2 separate regions of the Homo sapiens genome follow, and region 1 is linked to region 2. The links are chromatin contacts, found by Hi-C or POLR2A ChIA-PET in ENCODE. All regions are on one chromosome and are shown on one strand. Each heading gives the region's core, a stretch centred on a gene start or an enhancer-like site at or near the end of the contact. The rest is flanking DNA. Distances are from core to core; before and after follow the strand shown. Region 1 holds the start of CYP27C1 (cytochrome P450 family 27 subfamily C member 1). Region 2 has its middle 36 kb from the start of BIN1.

Region 1 (5,561 bases), core at 1,572-4,071, 76 kb before region 2:
AGTGCAGTGGCTCAAGCCTGTAATCCCAGCACTTTGGGAGGCTGAGGCAGGCGGATCACGAGGTCAGGAGATCGAGACCATCCTGGCTAACACAGTGAAACCCTGTCTCTACTAAAAATACAAAAGATTAGCCGGGCGTGGTGGCGGGTGCCTGTAGTCACAGCTACTCCAGAGGCTGAGGCAGGAGAATGGCGTGAACCTGGGAGGCGGAGCTTGCAGTGAGCCAAGATTGCTCCACTGCACTCCTGCCTGGGCGACAGAGCCAGACTCCGTCTCAATAAATAAATAAATAAGAGTTGCTGAGTACTTATTAATCAAATTCTTTTCTTTTTTTACAGACAGGGTCTTGCTCTGTTGCCCAGGCTGGAGCACAGTGGCATGATAATGGCTCACTGAAGTCTTGACTTTCTGGGCTCAAGCAATCCTCCTGCCTCAGCCTCCTGAGTAGCTGGGACTATAGGCACACACCACCACACCCAGCTAATTTTTTTATTTTTATTTTTTGTAGTATCCAGGTCTTGCTATGTTGCCCAGGCTGGTCTTGAACTCCTGGGCTGAAGCAATCCTCCTGCTGTGGCCTCCAAAATTGTTGGGATTACAGGCGTGAGCCACCGCACCTGGTGTTATTAATCAAATTCTGTAAGTTGAGTAACTATAGCCTTCTTTGCGTCACTTACGTGATACTTCAATTATTCAAATGCAGTGTAGATTTTACAGAGTTGTAAAGGTATAAACTACTCATTAAAAATAAAATATTTAGCTGAGCCGGTGGCCTGCACCTGTAATGCCAGTTACTCAGGGGGAGGATCGCTTGAGCCCAGGAGTTCAAGGGCAGCCTGGGCAACATAGTGAGACCCAGTGTCTAAAAAATAAAATAAAATATTTTTATCTGGGCATGGTGGCATGTGCCCGTACTCCCAGCTCCTTGGGAGGCTGAGGTTGGAGATGGCTTGAGCCCAGAAGTTGGAAGGTGTAGTGCCCAGAAGTTGGAAGGTGTAGTGCCCAGTGATAGTGCCTGTGTATAGCCACTGCACTCCAGCCTGGGCAACACTGCCAGACCCCTCTCTGCTCTTTTTTTTTTTTTTTTTGACGGAGTCTCGCTCTGTCGCCCAGGCTGCAGTGCAGTGGCAAGATCTCGGCTCACTGCAAGCTCCACCTCCCGGGTTCACGCCATTCTCCTGCCTCAGCCTCCCGAGTAGCTGGGACTACAGGCGCCCACCACCACGCCAGGCTAATTTTTTTGTACTTTTAGTAGAGACGGGGTTTCACCGTGTTAGCCAGGATGGTCTCGATCTCCTGACCTCGTGATCCGCCTGCCTCGGCCTCCCAAAGTGCTGGGATTACAGGCGTGAGCCACCGCGCCCGGCCTGCTCTTTTTTGTTGTTGTTGTTGAGATGGAGTCTTGCTGTCACCCAGGCTGGAGTGCAATGGCGAGATCAGCTCACTGCAACCTCCACTTCCTGGGTTCAAACGATTCTCCTGCCTTAGCCTCCCGAGTAGCTGGGATTACAGGCGCGTGCCACCACGCCTGGCTAATTTTTTATATTTTTAGTAGAGATGGGGTTTCACCATGTTGGCCAGGCTGGTCTCGAACTCCTGAACTCAAGTAATCCGTCCACCTCGGCCTCTCAAAGTTCTGGGACTACAGGCCTGAACCTCCCTCTCTGCTCTTAAAAAATAAATGTTGGCCGGGCGCGGCAGCATTTTTTTTTTTTCAAGATTACAGCGTCAGTAATCCCAGCTACTCGGGAGGCTGAGGTAAGAGGATCGCTAGGACCCTGGGGGCGGAGGTTGCTGAGCCGAAATCGCGCCATTACACTCCAGCTTTGGTGACAGAGCGAGACTGTCTCAAAAAAAAAAAAAAAAAAAAAAAAAATGCTTAGTAACAATACGTTGTAAACGGAAAAAAATCTTATTTTTTACGTTTAGATGCATGAGTACCAACGGTATGAAATCTTCAAATAATGTAACTCAGCGAGCAGTTTAACTACTGACTAGGAAAAAGTTCCCTTCCTTGAAACCACATGGCACACCTCTGGCCTTTCCCGTGCTCCATCCCTCCCTGTGCGGCCACTTCTTTGTGCAGCCAGGCACTGGGCTCTGAGTCTAGGTTGGCGGACTCCTCTCCTCGCCTCGGCATGGAGGTGGCTTCTCTTCCCCAAGCCTTGTGCAACAGGACCCGTCCTTGTGAGGGACCAGATAAACGCCCCATGCTCAAAGTCGCTCACCCTCACCTAGTCCTCACTGCTTCCAATGGTGTGCGGAATAAAAGCGATGAGCCCGAGGAAAGCCATCGTAAACGACTGTGATTGTCTTTAAGAAAGCTTGTGGCAAGATAATAATGTGGTCATTTTACAACAGTAGGAACTACATGCAAAATCGTCTCACTTTTTTCCCCCCCTTTGAAAGTTGAGTTACAATAATTTAAGTTGAAACCATAAAGAACTGCTTCTAAAATGCAAAAAAGACCAAAGATTTCTTCAGTATACCTTCAGTAGTCATTTCGAAGGACGGTAATAATTTACAAGATCCCCGTAGACTTTTCTTTTTTTGGCCATGGTTGGAAGTGGGGTTGACCTTAAAACTTGGTGGTTTCAAGGAACGCTTAAGTGTGAATTAATATGATGTGAAGAAATAATAATAGCCTCATTCTCTTGCAGTCTAATCACAGCCTTTTCCCCAGCCCCAGGGGAGGGAGCCTTTAATAAGGGTCTGTGTAAACTGACGCCCCGGCGGCAGGAGTACGGAGAAGCACTGCTCTGACAAGTTAAGACGCAGGAAACAGCAACCCAAAGAGCAGCCCCCGAAACAAAGTTGCTCAGACAAACAAGCCGATGCAGACGAGCGCCATGGCCCTGCTGGCGCGGATCCTGAGAGCCGGGCTGCGGCCGGCGCCCGAGCGGGGTGGGCTCCTGGGCGGCGGGGCCCCGCGGCGGCCTCAACCCGCGGGCGCACGGCTCCCGGCGGGGGCGCGGGCCGAGGACAAAGGCGCCGGGCGGCCGGGGTCGCCGCCGGGAGGGGGCCGAGCCGAGGGTCCCCGGAGCCTCGCCGCCATGCCGGGGCCGAGGACCCTCGCCAACCTGGCGGAGTTCTTCTGCAGGGACGGCTTCAGCCGCATCCACGAGATCCAGGTAGCGCGCGCCGCCCCGGGAGGGAGCCAGCCCGGGCTGCTGCCCAGAAGGCTGACGGCGCGGGCGGGAGGGCGCCAGGGAGGGGCGCGGGGTTGGGGAGTCCCAGGGAGGGGCGGCGGGCAGGGATCCCCGGGCACTGGGCGCCGCGGTGGGTTGGGGGAGCTGGACTGGGGTTGTCCGGTTAAGGTTCGCAGGAAGGGGCGCTGGGGAGAGGACGCCGGAAAGGCGATCCGGGGTGGAGGAGGCAGGAACCGGGAGCGGGGCGGGGGCGTTGGGGAGGGGTCTTCGGGAAGCGGACCCCGGAGAGGGGCAGCAGGCAGAGGGAGCTGAGGAACGGGGCCAGAAAGGAACGGCTGGGAAGAGGCGGGGGAAATGGGTGTCTCGGGAGGTGGCGGCAGGGAGGGGTCCCCTGGAGGGGCCCCAGCCGGGACCCCTGGGGAGGAGGTAGCGGGGAGGGGAGTCAGGGATGGAGTTTCGGAGAGTGGTAGCCCGAGAGAGGCGGCGGGCAGGGTCTCCAGGGACTGGTCCCGGGGAGGGACCCAGGCAGGGATTGCCTGGTTGGGGAACCTGGGGAGGGGGCGCCGCGAAGGGAAACCAGGAATGGGACTGCGGGGAGGGCACCAGGGCTGAGGTCCCGGAGGAGGAGACTTGGGGAGGGGCAGCGGGCGCCTGGTGGACGCCGCCGGGGCCTGGGAGTGGAGAGCTGGCGGGACCCGCGGAGTTGGGGCTGAGGGGGGCTGCTGCCTGGGGCCGGCCCGAGGGGAGCGCTAGGTTCCCTAGCTCCTCTAGGCTCTGCGGAGCTCGGTGTCCTTAGGTGGCCGAGACCGTGTGTATTCATTTCTAGTCCTTTTTGTATTTTGTAATGGCGGGGGAAGAGGGGACGGAGGCTCGGAGGCTCGGGGTGCCGTAGGCTCTAAGCCGGAGTTGGGGGCGACACCTGGAGTTCGCGCCGGGACTGGAGGCAGGGACGTGGGAGGAACCCAGGGGTCCCAGCCACCCGCTAGGGCGTTGGGGCCGGCGAATTCCGCACGCTTCCCACTTGGAGCCTGAGTGCTGTCCTTCCCACGCCCACCTCCGTTGCGCCCTTCGTGGCAGGGGCACTGCACCCGAGCCGCGGCGGCGCCCTCCGATGCCTTCGCCCATCGTCCGCCTCCCCGGGTGCCCGGCCCAGCACGCACTGTTATTTCTGGTATGGGGGCTTTTGGTGTCTTCCGAGAACGCCCCCTTCTCCTCCCACCCAGGCCTGTCCTTCTGCCCAGAGTTCCGGTCTTTCGAGACCCTTCTCCATCGAAGCCTCTTCTAACTACCCACCTGGGCTTCAGTCATTCATTCGTTCCATCAGCCATTCAGTCAATGAACGTGAGGGAGAAGCCCCAACCCTCATTAATGGAAAAACGGGCGTGCGAGGAGCAATTTTAATTCGGCCGGGAATTAAAATTTAATTTAATTTTAATGCCAGGAAGTCCCAACCGTCCCTCCTCAAGTCCGCCACGCCAACCCTATACAGTTCCAAACCGCCACCCCCACCCCAATGCTTAGAGGGCTCAAAAATGATTTTCTTTGTAGGATCTGATAAGATATCAGGATGGCAACTTTCAAATACAGTAAAAAGTGTTTTGTTATTTGCTGTTGATGGGTTCAATACAGCCTGCTTTCTGAAGTGTAATTTAATTTTTCTTTTATCCGCCCCTACTGCCATCTGCTTTTATCCTCATACCTCACCCAGAGTTTGTTCCATGGGCACAGGTTTCTTTGAGACGGACCGTGTTAAAGCCTGTATCCAGTCAGGATGTGTGGCAGTTCAGATGGGTATTTTCCATTCACCCGCCCCTGCCGCCAGCCCTCACCCTGAGCTCAGCCCCTCCTGCCCACTGCTCAGACAGCTTCCTTCACCACACCCAGGGCCCTGGGGCACGGAGCAGAGAGTCACAACTGACTCACTTGCTGCCTTCTCACCAAGCGCACACAGGACCTGGAGAGTAAAAGAAATAAAGGAAAAAGTTCTTTCCCTTTACTCTCCAGGTGGCACTACCCCAACCCTCAAATATGGTACTTGTGGGGACTCTCACCTTCCTGCAGCCCCTCTGAGGACTCCCAATTTCGAACACATGGTTCTAGAAAAACCCTCTCTTCCCGCTCTCCAGGTTGCTCATTGTTCTGTGGCCCATCACATCCAGTTCACTTGCGCTCCCCTTGCAATCACAGAATGTTAGCTAAACAAGGGCTCTTAGTGTTCACCTACATAGCTCACCTCTCATTTTACAGATGGAAAGAGTTGGGTGGTTACCTAAGCGACTTGCCTAAGGTCAGGCAGCTGGTGATTGGCAGAGTAGAAATCATAATTTGGGTCACTAGATGCTATTTAGGGTGTGGTAGAGCAGCAGGATGGCCGAAACAGGAGTCATGTCCTCCAATGCTGGCCCTCTGCAG
Region 2 (6,127 bases), core at 889-3,388:
TGGGCTTCCTCCTGGCTCCCGAGTTGAAAAATCCCTGGGAAGGGCTCTAATTGGCCCTACCTGAGTCAGGTGCTCTCCTCTGAACCAATTGCTGAGCTCAGGAGGCGGGTCAGACTACCTGGTGGAGGGGAGGCGCAAACCCTCGCAAGAGGGATGCCTGGTAGAGGAGTGCGAGTGGGGCTGGGTGCACCGGCGACGGTATTGGTGCCTGGTACTTCCCTGATTCTGTGCCGTGGGAGCTGTTCGGGATGTTAAACTCCTGGGAGATCAGGCTGAGGACGACAGTCACTACTTGTGCCTGCGCAGCATCCTCTTTGCCATAACAACGACCCCAGTTTCCTCTGGAGACCACCCTGTTGGCAGCCATGTGTTCATGGGGCCTAGGAGTGGAACACGTGGCCGGGACCATCAGCCAGCACAGTCCCTTTCCTGTGACCACAGCCCCGGCTCTCAGCAGACTGCCAGCACCTTGAGGGCAGGGTCTGCATGCCACTCAGCTCTGGGTGCGGCACAATGGTGGCTCCCAGACCTGGCCTACCTGACAAACCCCCAGGGGCCCCTGCCCAGGGCTGGTCCCAGGCATTTATATTTTTAATAAGCTCTGTAGGGAATATGAATAATTAGTTTTGGGAATGGTTGCTGCATGGTGTTTGTATACAGTAAGTGCTTTATAGTTGCTGGTGTAATGGGAAAGACTGGAGTCAGCTTCCCAGGAGTGATCATCCTGGCTGTCTTTGAGTTGCCCATGGACACAGAGCTGCCAGGACCCTCTTTGCATGTTTTGAGGTGGTCCTGTCACTCTGGGTGGGCAGACCCTGGCCCTCCTTGTTGGTGAGATGGCACTTGCTGACAGGATCAAGACCTTCCAATTCCAGGAGCTGGAAGAACCCCAGAGGGTTGGGACACTTGAGAAGACAGCCAGCTTGAAATGGGCTCACCCAATTAGTTCCAATCGGGCCACCTCAGGATGACTCAGTTAGAATGTCAGGGCCTTCTAAAATTAATCACAGCTGCCTCTGAAATCAGCACCTTGCATGAAGTCCCCAGCCCCTCTTGGCCCCACAGAGGTCTTGGGAACTTGAGGGAGCTGGTTCTGGCCCAGCACCATCTCTCAGCCCCTCAGACATTCATCTGAATTTAGATTTGCTAACAGGCAGTTTTCCTTCTGCTTTTCCTTTTTTTTTTCCTTCTAATCCTCTCCCTTCTAACTGCAAGCAAAGGCTATTTTTATGACCAGGGGTTTCATTTCTCAAAAGGAGGATGACAGGAGGTGGATATTTTAGTACAGTGTCCTAAGCTCTCATTAATGGAAGTTGGGTACAAATTTAATCCAATATATTCAGTTTTTCTTCCTCTCAAGATGGGTTTTTATTTCTTCTGAATAAAAAGGTTGACTATGAACATTGTAAATTCAGGTAATACAGGAAGTTCTACAGAAAAAAGGAATAATTGCTGGAAATCCCTTATCCAGAGAGAAACAATTGTTGGCATGTTGATGCATACTTATAAAAAACCCTCCCAGTGCTTTTCAAAAAACCCCCTAAAAGTCCATAGACTTGAAAAATAAAAATGCATAATTTGCATATATGGAAATAAATGATAATTCCAAGAAAGTCTTTGGCTTCTTTGTGACAAGAAAGTCTGTTGGAGGAAAGAAATCAGCTATTTGGAGGCTCTACATCAATGTCACTTTTAACCTTTCTCTCTGTCTGATTGTTAGATTATAAATTTAAATTTAATTCTTCTAGAAGACAGTTGGATTCATGTATATATACAAAAAGACAAACCTGCCGCGGCTGCAGCAAATACAATGGTAGGAATTTATCTTAGAGCAGAGTTTCCCAAGCTTTCTTGGTTCTTGGTGCCTTTAGTGTTTCAGAAATGTTTTCATGGCTTTTCCTAGGCCAAAAGAAGCACCTAATAGTTCCATTTAAGTAGTTAGGTCCAAACAACAATTTAGTAGTTGTTTTAAAAAAGTAATACACAGAATTTGAAAGAATTTTTTTTTTATTTCATACTTAAGTAACATCAGATGGCAACAATGGCCAATAGGAGGCAATGGAACAATGTCTTCAGTATTCCGAGGGACAGAGATTTGCGGCTTGAAGGACTGTTCATCAGAGGGCAGTGCCTGCCTCATCTGCATGCTGCCAGCACTGCTCCAGGGCTTGGCTCAGCCAGAGTAAATGCTCAATGCATCTGTGCTGAATAAGTGAATAAATAAACAAATGGATGAATGAATGAATTTTTAGGGTTGTCACACTTTCCAGTTTTTCTTCAAAGTCCTTGAAGAAGAAGGCGTTGGTCCCTGAAGCCCCAGCCTTGAAAGTTTCCTCTGCATCAGGAGCCAGGAAGGCCCTGGGGCAGACGGCCCAGGAGAGAGCACCGGGTGGGCAGGCCCAGGAAATCAGTAGCCCTTTGCTTTCAAAGCCTGGTTTGGAAGAGAGTATGATTCAGTGGTTAAGAGGCCACAGACCTGACTCCAGAGTCTCCCTGTGTCTCAGTTAAATCATCTGCAAAACAGGAATAACACTAGTCTCTGTTCTCATAGCGAGAATGACCTGTGTGTGTCTAACAGCTTCCTGGTACACAGCGTTCCTTAAATACTAGCTTTAATATTAGTGGTTGATCTCTTAGAACAACTTTCTGCTCTCTAAAATGGAAATGACAACATTGAGCTCTCAGTAAGAATTAGAGGCAACACTTGTGGGTCGGCCTCGTCTCTCCTCCGCCCACTGTGAGATGTGAGAAGGCTGTGATGGGCCTGTCTGTGCTTTCCCTGCGGGTCCCTGTCTCTCTCTGAACTTTCTCTCCTGACCCTCCTGGTTTCCACACTAAAGAGGAACAGGAAGTGAAAGCAATAAAAGTGGGAAAAGGGCCTTTTTCTTTAAATTAGGGATGTGCTCTGATGTTCACCTCCTCTGTGAATTTTTTTTTCTTTTTGAGATGGAGTCTTACTCTGTGACCCAGGCTGGAATGATCATGGCTCACTGTAGCCTCAACCTCCTGGGCTCAAGTAATCCCACCCCAGCCTCCTGCGTAGGGCTACAGGCGGTGCCACTACACCTAGCTAATTTTATTTTTGTAGAGACAGGGTCTCACTATGTTCCCCAGGCTGATCTCAAACTCCTGGGCTCAAGCAATCCTCCCACCTCAGCCTCCCGGTGCTGGGATTACAGGCATGGGCCACCGTTTCCAGCCTGTGAATTGATCTTGATTTGGGTTCTTTGAGAGCAGCCAGCAGGCTGTGCTGTGTCTGACATGTAGAATTCCTGGATAGCAAGGCTTAGAAGCAGGAGAACTAGCTCTTGTAAGATCCTGGCTCTGGTCACTCCTGTTCATTCCAGAGCTGAGGGATCCAACTGACCCTCTGTCTCCACTACCCTTGACTGCTCACTCCTGGAAATTCACCAGTCTACATGTGCTCTGCAGAGGTGAGAGGACCTTTGGAGGAGCAGAAGGATGGTGGCTGTGGAAAGCTGGTGACCCTCAAGTCCACTTACAACGGAGATGGCTGTGTGTGTGACATCCCCTTAGTGCTAGACTCAAGCTAATCCTTTGGGGAATGTTTGAGGTGGACCAGGGGCCCTCATTTTTTTCTCTTTTATACAGGTTAGGACTCCTAGGACATCAAGTGGTAACTCATCATTATCACCATCACACAGCAGCTGGAACCAGCAGCCTCACCAGGCCTTTCTCCTTTAATAATGACAAACATGGTGTGCAGTCTGGGCCACTTAATCCTGTTCTGCAGATGGGGACTCTGAGACATAAAGAGGTAAAGATCATGCAGGTGACAAAGCTAGCTGAAGATTAGTATTATGAGATATGAGAATAGTAACTGAAGGGTTGATTTGTAAATGTGAAAAATTGGAAATCAGCCTTGATTTCCAACAATAGGGTATTGATGTGTAATACAACCACACAGTAGGGTATTGTATAGCGACTAAGAATGATACAGCAGTATTTGTTGACCTGGGAACATTTTTCACAATATGCTTTAAAAAAAGATAGATAAGTGCTTATTAATAATATAGGTACAGGGACTCAAGTCAAAGTGGGGATATATTCTAAACTCTGGCGACCAATTTCCTAAACCATGTAGTTTTTGCTATAGAAAACATCTAGCTGTGGGTCTACTTGTAATACTCAGTATATTACCTTATTTCATATGCCATTTATTTTTTCTTTATGAAAATGGTGTCATTCATCTTTATTAATGTAGTTGAAATTCATAAACTTTCTGTGTGAATCATTTAATCAAGAAAAATGTGTTACGGGGATAGATTTTATATAAATGAGAATGAAATGAAATGTTTCATTAAAATATGTAAAAGTTGCCCAGTATATCTTAAGGAGAAATCGTATGTGTATAATATTATTGTATTTTTGTAAGATAAAACAAATGTTGTAAGACCTTAAAAATATTGTTAGGAGAAAAAAATACACGTATGCATAGAAAAATGTCTAGAAGGATAAATGCTAAAATGTTCATCCTGGACCTCTGCAAGATGGGGCTATGGGTGATTTTTTACCCCTTCCTTTATTGTTCACCTGTATTTTCTAATTTTTCAATAACGTTCATGTGTTACTTATTTAGAAAAGACAGGAGATGAATGTTTAAAGTGATGGATATGGTAATTACCCTGACTTGATCATGATACAATGTATATATGCATTGAAACATCACACTGTACCCCATAAACATGTATGGCTATTATGTATTAGTTATAAATAAAATATTAATAAGAAATAAAAAGATAAGGGGGGTACTGGGCTGGGAGTAAGGAGACTGCATTCTGACAGCAACTCTGCCTCTAACTGACTGTGTGATCCTGGGCAAGTCCTTTCCTTTCTGGTTTTCGAGTCTTCATCTGTAACACGAGGGGTTGTTAGCAGACAGGAAGTTCCGCGAGAGCTGGGACCATGTCTGTTTTGTTCTGGCAGTGTCTGTAGCACAGGCTATGCTCTGTGTATACTACATTAACGAGTGTGTGCATGAGTGAATGGAATTAGCGGCTGTGATCATTGGGAGAGTTTTGGAGACATGGCCTGCTGCAGTGGTCCTCCAGTGTGTTCCAGAAGCAGAAGCCCGGGAGGTTGTAAGGCTTTTTCTGGATGCTTTGGAAAAATCACGGGGCAGAGCTTTGCATTCGACTTACCCGCATGGGACGGCAGTGGGCTTAGTGTTGAACAGAGTTGAGTTAGGGACGTAGTGCTGCTCTTTGCCGGCAGTGAAATCTTGAGAAAATTTTGTATTTTTTTCTCTAAGCTTGTCTCCTCATTTGTAAATTGAGAGTTATTACTAATACCTAGCTCATAGGGTTGCTCTGAGCACTTGAAAAATCTATTTAGAAATTAGCTAAAAATGGCAGACTGAACCCCAACCACTTTTTCCTGTCCCAAACCCTTAGAAATACCAGAAAAAATAAATACATGTCATCCAAAAATGTTCTAGGAGACGAGAAGGGGCCTCGGTGGATTTAAAGTTGCGAGGAATTATTGAAAGAAGGAAATTGGTGGGGTTGAAAGGAAGAAACCACTGCCCAAAATACGTATAGGGAGACCTGCTGTCATAGGCAGTTTTGAAGGGAATTTAAGCTTGAAGATGGTGAATGGGGTGGTGGTGACTGGTAGGTCGTGGGTTAGGATGTTGCAGTAGGAACCACAAAGCCAGCCAGCTATCTACTCCTCCCACCACACCTTTCCCACTTAGCCAAATAGCAGGCAGCAGGGATCTCTGTCTCCCTCCTGCCAGTGTGAACGCCCAGCCTAGGGAGGCAAGGTGACACTCTGGACAAACGGACCTCGGATGCAGGCACACCACGTCCACCAGCTTGTTTTCCACCCACGGTCATCTCTCCCACACCGTGGCTGGAGGCATCACCCATAGACTGGGTAACAAAGAACCTCAAACACAAGACGAGCACACACCAGAGCCGCTGAACACTGAGGAAAGCACTGCCATGACTGGGACGCAGAGCACAGGAAACAGACTGATACCCAGATAAACAGCAAGCAGAGCACACGGACGAAGCACAGTTAATCTCAGAAAGCTGTGAGAGGAAACGGTGTGAGGCCTTAGAAATAAAAAAGAAGACGCTCAAAGGTATATTCAAAAAGGGGC

The links. Hi-C counts contacts between places; a loop is a spot of excess contacts on that map. ChIA-PET counts read pairs that join two places held with the same protein, here RNA polymerase II (POLR2A). Pooled maps may share reads with other maps.
Region 1: a loop to region 2 is called in a pooled map, with 2.3 times the contacts of the local background. The contact joins the promoter of CYP27C1 here to the enhancer-like site in region 2. A Hi-C loop is called at or near these places in 2 of 168 maps with a recorded cell type or tissue (breast epithelium and mammary epithelial cell) and 1 of 50 pooled maps. POLR2A ChIA-PET finds 5 or more read pairs at or near these places in 1 of 52 experiments (activated T-cell).

The regions. Positions count from the first base shown.
Region 1 is chr2:127,217,559-127,223,119 of GRCh38, reverse strand. CYP27C1 (cytochrome P450 family 27 subfamily C member 1) reads left to right here and starts at 2,821. Exons shown (of 9, transcript NM_001367502.1): 1 at 2,821-3,131. The coding sequence starts at 2,850.
Region 2 is chr2:127,140,567-127,146,693 of GRCh38, reverse strand. No RefSeq gene overlaps it. Among named protein-coding and RNA genes, the nearest start is that of BIN1, 36 kb to the right of the region's middle. Within about 2 kb of position 2,138, at least 8 of the 41 ENCODE cell types and tissues checked have a DNase peak (open chromatin) inside an H3K27ac peak, as active enhancers do.